Linked DNA regions of Homo sapiens: region 1 is linked to region 2. A link is an interaction called in ENCODE POLR2A ChIA-PET data of the cell type or tissue named here. Cell type or tissue: HCT116. All regions are shown on one strand. Links, peaks and the distances in the headings refer to the core of each region. The heading gives the core; the rest is flanking DNA.

What was found. Peaks named below come from ENCODE experiments on the same cell type or tissue, not always from the same donor. Only the 100,000 strongest peaks of a DNase experiment are listed, where the experiment ranks them.
Region 1: POLR2A ChIA-PET joins it to region 2 with 8 read pairs; 4 of 35 experiments call an interaction of 5 or more read pairs at or near these places.

What each region holds. Positions count from the first base shown.
Region 1 is chr10:4,680,353-4,684,749 of GRCh38, forward strand. The region is part of intron 3 of LOC105376373 (a long non-coding RNA gene); the gene reads left to right. Among named protein-coding and RNA genes, the nearest start is that of MANCR, 4.5 kb to the left of the region's middle. In HCT116, for the core only: a CTCF peak has its summit at 4,062; no DNase peak of the experiment used is centred there.
Region 2 is chr10:4,731,689-4,736,085 of GRCh38, forward strand. The region is part of intron 2 of LOC105376375 (a long non-coding RNA gene); the gene reads right to left. Among named protein-coding and RNA genes, the nearest start is that of MANCR, 56 kb to the left of the region's middle. In HCT116, for the core only: no CTCF peak of the experiment used is centred there; a DNase peak (open chromatin) is centred at 2,019.

The sequences.
Region 1 (4,397 bases), core at 207-4,206, 51 kb before region 2:
TGTACATGGGGCCTATGCTTTAGGTTGGAGAGCCAGGACCCCGGGCGAGAGAGAACAAGCTAAATGACCTGAGTTAAGTGACTTGGTCACTGCTGCAAACTTTGCTTCCTCATCCATTAATTGAAGATAACAAAAGTAAGAACCTATCGCACAGGATGGCAGGGAGGACTAAATTAGCACGACAATGACCATCAGAAAATATGTGCTCATTACACATTAACCATTTCTCTTCCTCTCGTTCCTCTCCTTTACTTCTTCTACCAGCATCACCTCCATTGCCACTTCACAACCTCACTACCCCATTGCTAATTTTGTCTTAAGGCATGCTAGAGGTTTAAATAATAATCAAGTATACTGCTTTTCACTTATCATTAGCAAAAGCTTTTGAACAAGCCTATGAACAAGAAGAAGCTACGTTCTCCCAAAGGTTTTTTTTTTTTTTTTGAGACCGAGTCTCGCTCTGTCACCCAGGCTGGAGTGCAGTGGCGCTATCTCGGCTCACTGCAAGCTCCGCCTCCCGGGTTCACACCATTCTCCTGCCTCAGCCTCCGGAGCAGCTGGGACTACAGGCTCCCGCCATCACGCCCGGCTAATTTTTTGTATTTTTAGTAAAGACGGAGTTTCACCGTGTTAGCCAGGATGGTCTCGATCTCATGACCTTGTGATCCGCCCGCCTCGGCCTCCCAAAGTGCTGGGATTACAGGCGTGAGCCACCGCTCCCGGCACCAAATGTTTTTCTGATGAGATCAAAGTTATCTCAAAACAGTATGTGACTTTTTAGTGTATGTGCTCCCCCAAAGCATCTGAACTAAAAAACCTGAGTGTTTCTTCTTTTCAGGTCTGAGTTTAAGAGTCAGGTAAATACATCTTGTTAAATATTTCTAAATTATTTTCTCTTGTATGATTTTCCTTTAGAAATTGAATTCTCTCTTTTCTTTGGGTTTTGCTGAAAGGTTCATCGATCATTCAAATAAATTTCACAAAAATATTAGGAGTAGGTACAATGGCTATAATGCATAGTTAACAGAGAGATCATTATGTCTGCCTCTGAGGACCTGGGTGTGGCCTCTGATTTCCCTGGACAGTGTTTTGGGCTTCCAATGAGAAAGTCTCTCAAAGAAGGACACTCTGCAAGTCACGGCCCTAGGGCCGGCCATCACCTAACGTCTTCAGATAAATTGTTTGTTTATGGATTCAAAAGCAAGACAGTTAATGAATGTCATCATTCAGTTTTCAGTTTGAATATTGTATTTTTTATTTATTCAGAACCTAGCATATAATATTTACACAGGATAATATATTTTTTATAAATTTTATTTATATATTTACTATATACTGATTATGTGCTGTGCTATTTGTGATAGAAGGATCCCAAATGAATGCAATGTTGGCTTTTATCCACAAAACACTATCATGATATACACGTAAAATATACATGTGAAAATAACAACATTATAAAATAATAAACCGTATTTAAGAAGCAGAATATTATAAACTTCAGCAGAAGTACAGAAGTGTATATAATATGTTATTTCTACATTTCATTCCCAGAATATTTCTTAAAATACATTCTATTTTAAAGGTAAGGGAACTAAATATTTAAGTGCAAAAAGAAATAGAAAACCATTGTAAATATATAGCTAACTCAGGCCAAAAATGTCTGTTTTACTAGTTCTTTTAAATGATAGGTTAGTCACAAGAAATAAGCATCAGATGAACTGAATCAGTTTCTCATTATTTTCTATTCGACAGGTTAATTTCAGGTTTATACATAAGATGAGCAACTTACCAAGTGCTTCTAATTCTACTTGATAAAATGATACTCCCTAAGCCACCTTGACTGGGTGTGAAAGAGGGCAAATAAAGGCTTAAATACAATATATCTTCCTGATGAGATAACTGCAGACCTATTTGTGGGAGAAAATTGCTGCACATAAGCATTTGTGTTTGTTTTATATTCACTTTAACTGTGAAGAGGGAAATGAAGTTCGAGCGGAAGCCATGAGACTCTATTGTAACAGCTCATGAAAAATTACAGCTCAACATCCAAACATACATCTGTCTGTGTCCCTATGTGAATTAATACAGTATTTTAAGGCCAACAACAAACACAAATAACCAATTCTAAAGCTATGGGAACTACTTTCTGCTGATAACTGCAAAAACACAGAAATAATAACATAAGTCATGGAAAACTATGTAAGACCCAAAAAGATAATGGCTAGATTATTTCAACCAAGGCTTGCTTTGGTATTCATAGAAATAAATCTAAAGCATCTGCTCTAATGTATCATTAAACTTTTATCAGATCATAGTCAGAATGCATGAGGATTAAAACTCCTTTTAGCTGAATAAAGCATGCTAAGATATACATCGTTCGTGTTAAGGTAGTAATCATCTCTTGGCTAATGAGCTTCAATGGACTGATAGGCATTAAGCCTGTTTTGAATGCAAGCACTCATATCTTGACAACAAAAGGGGAATATTTTTATCATTTTGGAAATGCAGTACAAGCATGTAAATAAATATGGGCCATGTTAGCTTTTGTTCGAGTAAGGAATTAAATGTCTTCTGCTTACCATTTAATATGATCTTTGAGTTGTTGTTCAAATGAGCTAGGTGGCTCTTAAGCAACTTCCCTGTGTGTTTTGTCGTGAATGCCACTTATTATTATACCCATAAGCTTCTTTTTTACCAGGGAGTATCCTCCTGTCAAATGACCAGCACTTCCCTACTTATTCTTTCCTTTTGTTAAATTTTTAATCAGCTTTTTAAATTCACACTGAAGTATGAAGAGCTACTTCCATCAACGTGTCATGCCTTCCTGGTGCACGTGGATTTTTTACCAGAAGTGAATGAGAGAAAAGAAGAATTTTTAGATCTCAATTAGAAGAGGTGGCAAAGGTGAAGACAATGGGGCTTTCTGTTTCTACCCCATCCCCTGGCCCTTGCCTGGTTGCTACACTTCTCTCAAGTCCAGCTGGACACACACCTGTAGAGAAAGTTACCTACTCACTTCCCTTTTTGAAAACAGGAAGCCATGAATTTGTCTTTTGTGAAAGCCTGAGTCTCCTTATTGGATATAAATTTTGCCTAGCAGTGATGCCACTCTTGTATTTTTGTTTATGATTATTGGACTTCAGAGCAGTCTCAGTAATCTTTTTGCCCCCTGGAAACTGAAGAAATACTTTAAATGATGCTTGAAAGAGAGGAGAAAACATTATGGATTAGATGGGTGAGGATATTGAAAGACAGTACCTTTAAGAATAACTATTGGGATCAATATAGTATTCATTTAACCTCAATTTTCTTTTTCTTTCTTTTATTTCTTTTTTGTTTTTAAGACAGACTCTTGCTCTGTTCACCAGGCTGGAGTTCAGTGACATGATCATGGCTCACTGCAGGCTCAACTTCTTGGGCTCAAGTGCTCCTCCCTCCTCAGTCCCTGAGTAGCTAGGACTGCAAGTGCATGCTACCATGACTGGCTAATTTTTGTATTTTCTGTAGAGACGGGATTCACCATGTTACCCTGGTTGGTCTTGAACTCCTGCGCACAAGCGATCAGCCAGCGTCGACCTCCCAAAGTGCTGGGATTACAGGCATAAGCCAATGATCCCGGCGTTGTCCTCAAATTTCAATGAGACATTACTTGATTCCTAAAGGCAGATTACCACCGTGGTACTGAGGGATGAATCATGTTTAGAATGAGTCTCCCCTCATCTAAAATTATTTTATTGACTGTCTTCCAGGAGCCTCCAAGTTTGCATCACTAAAAGTACCTGGTTGAGGCTCAGCACAGCACTTTGGGAGTCCTTAATAATGGTTAAATTTATGACATGTAACACAACCATCTTTGACAGTCACTACATGAAGGAGTGATTGAATTGCTTTGTAACCTTAACAGATGGCTGAAAGGAGGGTCTGGGTGACTTTGAAGGAGTATGGGCCAGTACTGAAAAGGGGCAAAAAAAGGGACACAAATCAGATCAAACGTCACCAAGTGGCTACATGAGAGTACTACCTACTTGGTTGAGGGGCTTTCAAGAAGAGAAGAGAGGGCTGACTTAATGACTACTCTGTCTCCAGGACTCTTCTACCTGGATCATTGCAAAAAAGAAAAAATTGGGCTACCATAGCCCCACTCCCATTCAGACAATAGTTTGTTTTACAATAGAGATTGCATCTTAATCCATCTTCAAGCATGAGCACTTACCATACCATGTGACTCATGCCAGTGACACAATCAGTGTTTGTTGAGTGAATGAATGAATACATGAATACAATAATATAATTTTACTTGAAGGAGTCTCTGGCATTCCATTTAGACATTCTAATTTCTTTTAATGTAAACAATAGCATCAGTAGAAATGCTAGGTATTCTTTATAGTTCTATTTAA
Region 2 (4,397 bases), core at 80-4,079:
AAGTTAATTTATTTTAGTGCTGTTTCTTAAATAAAGTCAACACTTGATTCCTTTTAATGTTCTAATGGATAAAAATAAAACTCGCTGCTGACGTAGTTTCATGCCGCTGCTCATATCTGTGCTCAGCCATCCGTAGTTTTCTCCACTATGGCTTGTGCACCATCAGTGCAACACAAAAGGCAAACGAGGTCTCAGTGTAATTCTGAAAAACATTTTGGTCTCGCAGAACTCCTGCAAGATCTCAGGGAGAGAACATATTGAGACCCACAGCCCTGTATATTTCCACTAAGCAGGGATCCAGCTTCACCTTGAACAACTTAAGCCAAGATATCCTTGCTTGGCACAGCAATGATAGTCTCCCTTAATGAAGTTGAAATCCATCTCCCTATAACTTTCACTAGTAAATCCTACCTACTCCAACCTCTTGGGGAAGCACAGAAAAAAACTAACCCCTCTTCCGTATGTCAGCCTCTCCACTATTTGAAGATAGTTTTCATGAATTCCCAGATCTGGGCTTCCCCAGGTTCAATATTCTTTTATTCATCAACATTTCCACATAGGAATTAAATTTTAACTCGTGTGCACATCCTTGCTACTGATATAGTTCAGTGTATTATGAACCATCTCACTGTTTATTTTTAACTTTATTTTCAAAGATGTCAGATCTTCATTACAATCTGGTGGTGCTCCTTGCCCAGTATGAATGTCTTGCTTTTATATTTTATGGCACTACCTCTTAGCCAAATATTAAAAAATTAACACAACTGATAAAATCCTAGCAAGAAATAACACAGAAAACACAAATTAAAAATATCAAGAATCGGCTGGGCATGGTGGCTTACACCTGTAATCCCAGCACTTTGGAAGGCCGAGGTGGAAGGATCACCTGAGGTCACGAGTTTGAGACCAGCCTGGCCAACATGGTGAAACCCCATCTCTACTAATAATACAAAAAATAGCCAGGTGTGGTGGTGGGTGCCTGTAGTCCCAGTAACTCTGGAGGCTGAGGCACGAGAATCACTTGAACCCAAGAGGCAGAGGTTGCAGTAAGCCAAGATCACGCCACTGCACTCCAGCCTGGGCAACAGAGCAAGACTCTGTTTCAAATAAAAAAAAATCAAGAATCACAAAAGGCTGATTACAAATCCCACATACATAAAAACATCACATTATGACAAATATTGAAAAAAATACATTATAAGTTTGATTAAAAAATACAAATTTACCAAAACTGAGACTAGAAAGAGAACCTTAAAATTATTGTTTAGCTATTAAACAAATTGATTCTGTAATTGATTAAATGTAATTGAAACTATGCCAAAAGAGAAAATCTGGGCATAAATGACTTTGCTGAGAAACTCTTCTAAGCATTTAGGAAATAACTGAAAACAATGTTTCATAAACTCATCCAGAAAATAATTAAAAAGGAGCACCTTCAAACTTATGTTTTGAGGCCAGCGTACCTCTGGTAGATTGCACTAAAGTTCTTCATTTTCCACCTCTCCCTGTCTCCACGCCCATTCCTAGTTTCCTCCCACATAGATTCTGGGTTGGCTATGAGACTTGCTTTTGCCTGTGGGACAGCAAAAAACATGCTGCAAGAAGAGACTTGACAACATGCACACTCTTTCTGAGAACCCAGGCACACTATTTCTGAGAACCAGGAGAACAGGCTGGACCAGCCCCTGGAGGATGAGATGGGTGGAGAAAAACTGGGTTGTCTCAGCTGGGAATATTCTAGGCCAGCCAGCTCCCAGCCTGCTCATGAGCTGGCCACAGGTGAATAAGTGCCCAGCTGAGATTGGCCAGTTCTAGTTCAGAGCAGCAGAATTTCCCAGACAACCCGTAGACGCCTGAGACAAATATAAATTCAGTGGTTGACCATGTGCCCCACCACGTTGCAACACAACATGGAGAACGACCTATTGAAGACTCAGCTAAGTCATTAGCTGGGAGACGGCACCTTCATTGTTAAGGCACTGCCCTGCAAGGTCACAGTAAAGCATGAAACCGGAAGGCAATGTTTGGTGCCACCTCTTAGTCATACCTGAGGTCAATAGGTCTAGGAACCAAGGAAACAATGATAAATTTTGAAAAAAAAAATTTTGCTTCCCTTTCCCATGATCTTGGGTTCAGGAGGTTTGGGGGTCTGACTGGCAGAAGGCACAGGCCTTGTCCAGTGACACACTTCTACACTGCAGCCCTTTTCTGGGCTCTGGAAACCACCTCTTTTTGCCCCATGAGGCAGGGCAGTGGCAATAACTCCCTGAGAGTCCTGGCTTCTGTTCCTCCTGTGTCTCCTGTTTGTTTCCCTTAGCTCCACCCCGAACTTTGCAAAGTTTCCATTGCGAAGTTTCCAGGGTGGAAAATGCTATGTTTTGTGTGGAGCCCTGACCCATACGGTCTGTGAGAATAGCTCTAGGATTTTTAAATCCAGGAAAAGCAAGGCAAGGAGTCTACAAGAGTTTCTGATGTCTTTGAATGACATTTGATTGCCAGATAATGGAAAGAATCTTTTTCCAGATAGAATTGCATCCTATCGGTGAACTTAAAATGGCTGTTATATTTCCGTAGTTTTGCTTTTTGTTTTAACTATTATAACTGTGAATATTCGGAAGTTTCACCTAGTGTATGCTTGTTCACATTACTTGCGCCAAATGTAAGGTTTCTTTCTACTTTGTTTCTTAACTCATTAATCATGGTCAGGCGCAGTGGCTCACGCCTGTAGTCCCAGCACATTGGGAGGCCAACGCAGGCGGATCCCAAGGTCAAGAGATTGAGACCATCCTGGCCAACATGGTGAAACCCCGTCTCTACTAAAAATACAAAAAAATTAGCTGGGCGTGGTGGTGCGCGCCTGCAGTCCCAGCTACTCATGGGGCCGAGGCAGGACAATCGCTTGAACCAGGGAGGTGGAGGTTGCAGTGAGCCAAGTTCCCGCCACTGCACTCAGGCTCAGAGATAGAGCGAGACTCCGTCTCAAATAAATAAATAAATAAATAAATAAATAAAGTGAATAAACAAATAAATAAATAAAAATAACACCCAGGATAAAGAGACCATTTTATTAATATCTCTGTCCCCCAGAACCTAACGTTGTGCCTAAAATTATTTACACAGATGATTGAATAAATGGAATACTTGCTTCCCATAGTTCAAGCTCATGTTGTTAAATTTTAATATAACCTATGTGTCTCCAAGTCCTTTAATCTGGGCTTTCCTTCTTATTTAATATCACACACACACACACACACACACACACACCTGCATAAGCCCCCACCTATTATGGAAAATTTAATATAGACTGTAGAGATTCTCATAGTCATCTTTGATTTATATTTTTTTCTTCCTCCTTCCCTCCCTGCCTCCTTTCTTTTTCCTTCCTTCCTTCCTTTTTTCCTTCCCTCCTTGCCTCCTTGCCTTATTCCCTCCTTCCCTCCCTCCCTCTTTCATTCCTTCCTTCCCTCATTCCTTCATTCCTTCTCTCATTCCCTCCCTCCCTCCTTCCTTCCTCTTTCAGTTTGCAGCTGAATTATCTAGCTGCTTATTGTAGCCCATCTTATAAGTAAACCCAAATGTAAGATGTAACCACCTTTTAATAATTTTCCACAATGCCAAAGGCTTGAGGACATTGCGTGCTACACATCTTTACTGAACTTTGCTGTAATGAAACAGTTTGTGTCACAGTTCAACAGTTTCTTATGTGGCCTGCACCTAAAGCCCCAGTCACTTCACAGAGTGTCCTGCTGATGGACCTCCTCCCCAGGGGGCAAAGCCTTTCATCCATTTCTGGGCCCTTTGCTCCCTGCTGCTCTTCAAATATCATATTTTCTTCTTTTAGGACAACTCCACACTTTCTTCTGAACTGGCTCCAGTCAGTGAAAACTCTTGCTCTATTGTTTCAAGTCACTTAGGAAGGAGGTAGCTACATACAATTCCAAACTCAAAACTAGAAACGTTTTCCTCTAAAAGCCACCTGCCTGATAGGAATCACAATATCATCCTGAAAGCCAAAATCAGCTGAAATAAGTTTTTGCGTTCAGTAACATTTTTTTTCTGCTGTGCAATCAGTTTTGAACACGGTTGTGTTTGGCATAATATCTTTCTTTTTTTTTTTGAGATGGAGTCTCGCTGGGTTGCCCAGGCTGGAGTGCAGTGGTGCGATCTCAGCTCACTGCAACCTCTGCCTCCTGGGTTCATGCCATTCTCCTGCCTCGGCCTCCCGAGTAGCTGGGACTACAGGCGCCCACCACCACACTGGGCTAAATTTTTTTGTATTGTTTTTCAGTAGAGACAGGGTTTCACCATGTTAGCCAGGATGGTCTCGATCTCCTGACCTGGTGATCTGCATGCCTCAGCCTCCCAAAGTGCTGGGATTACAGGTGTGAGCCACCGCG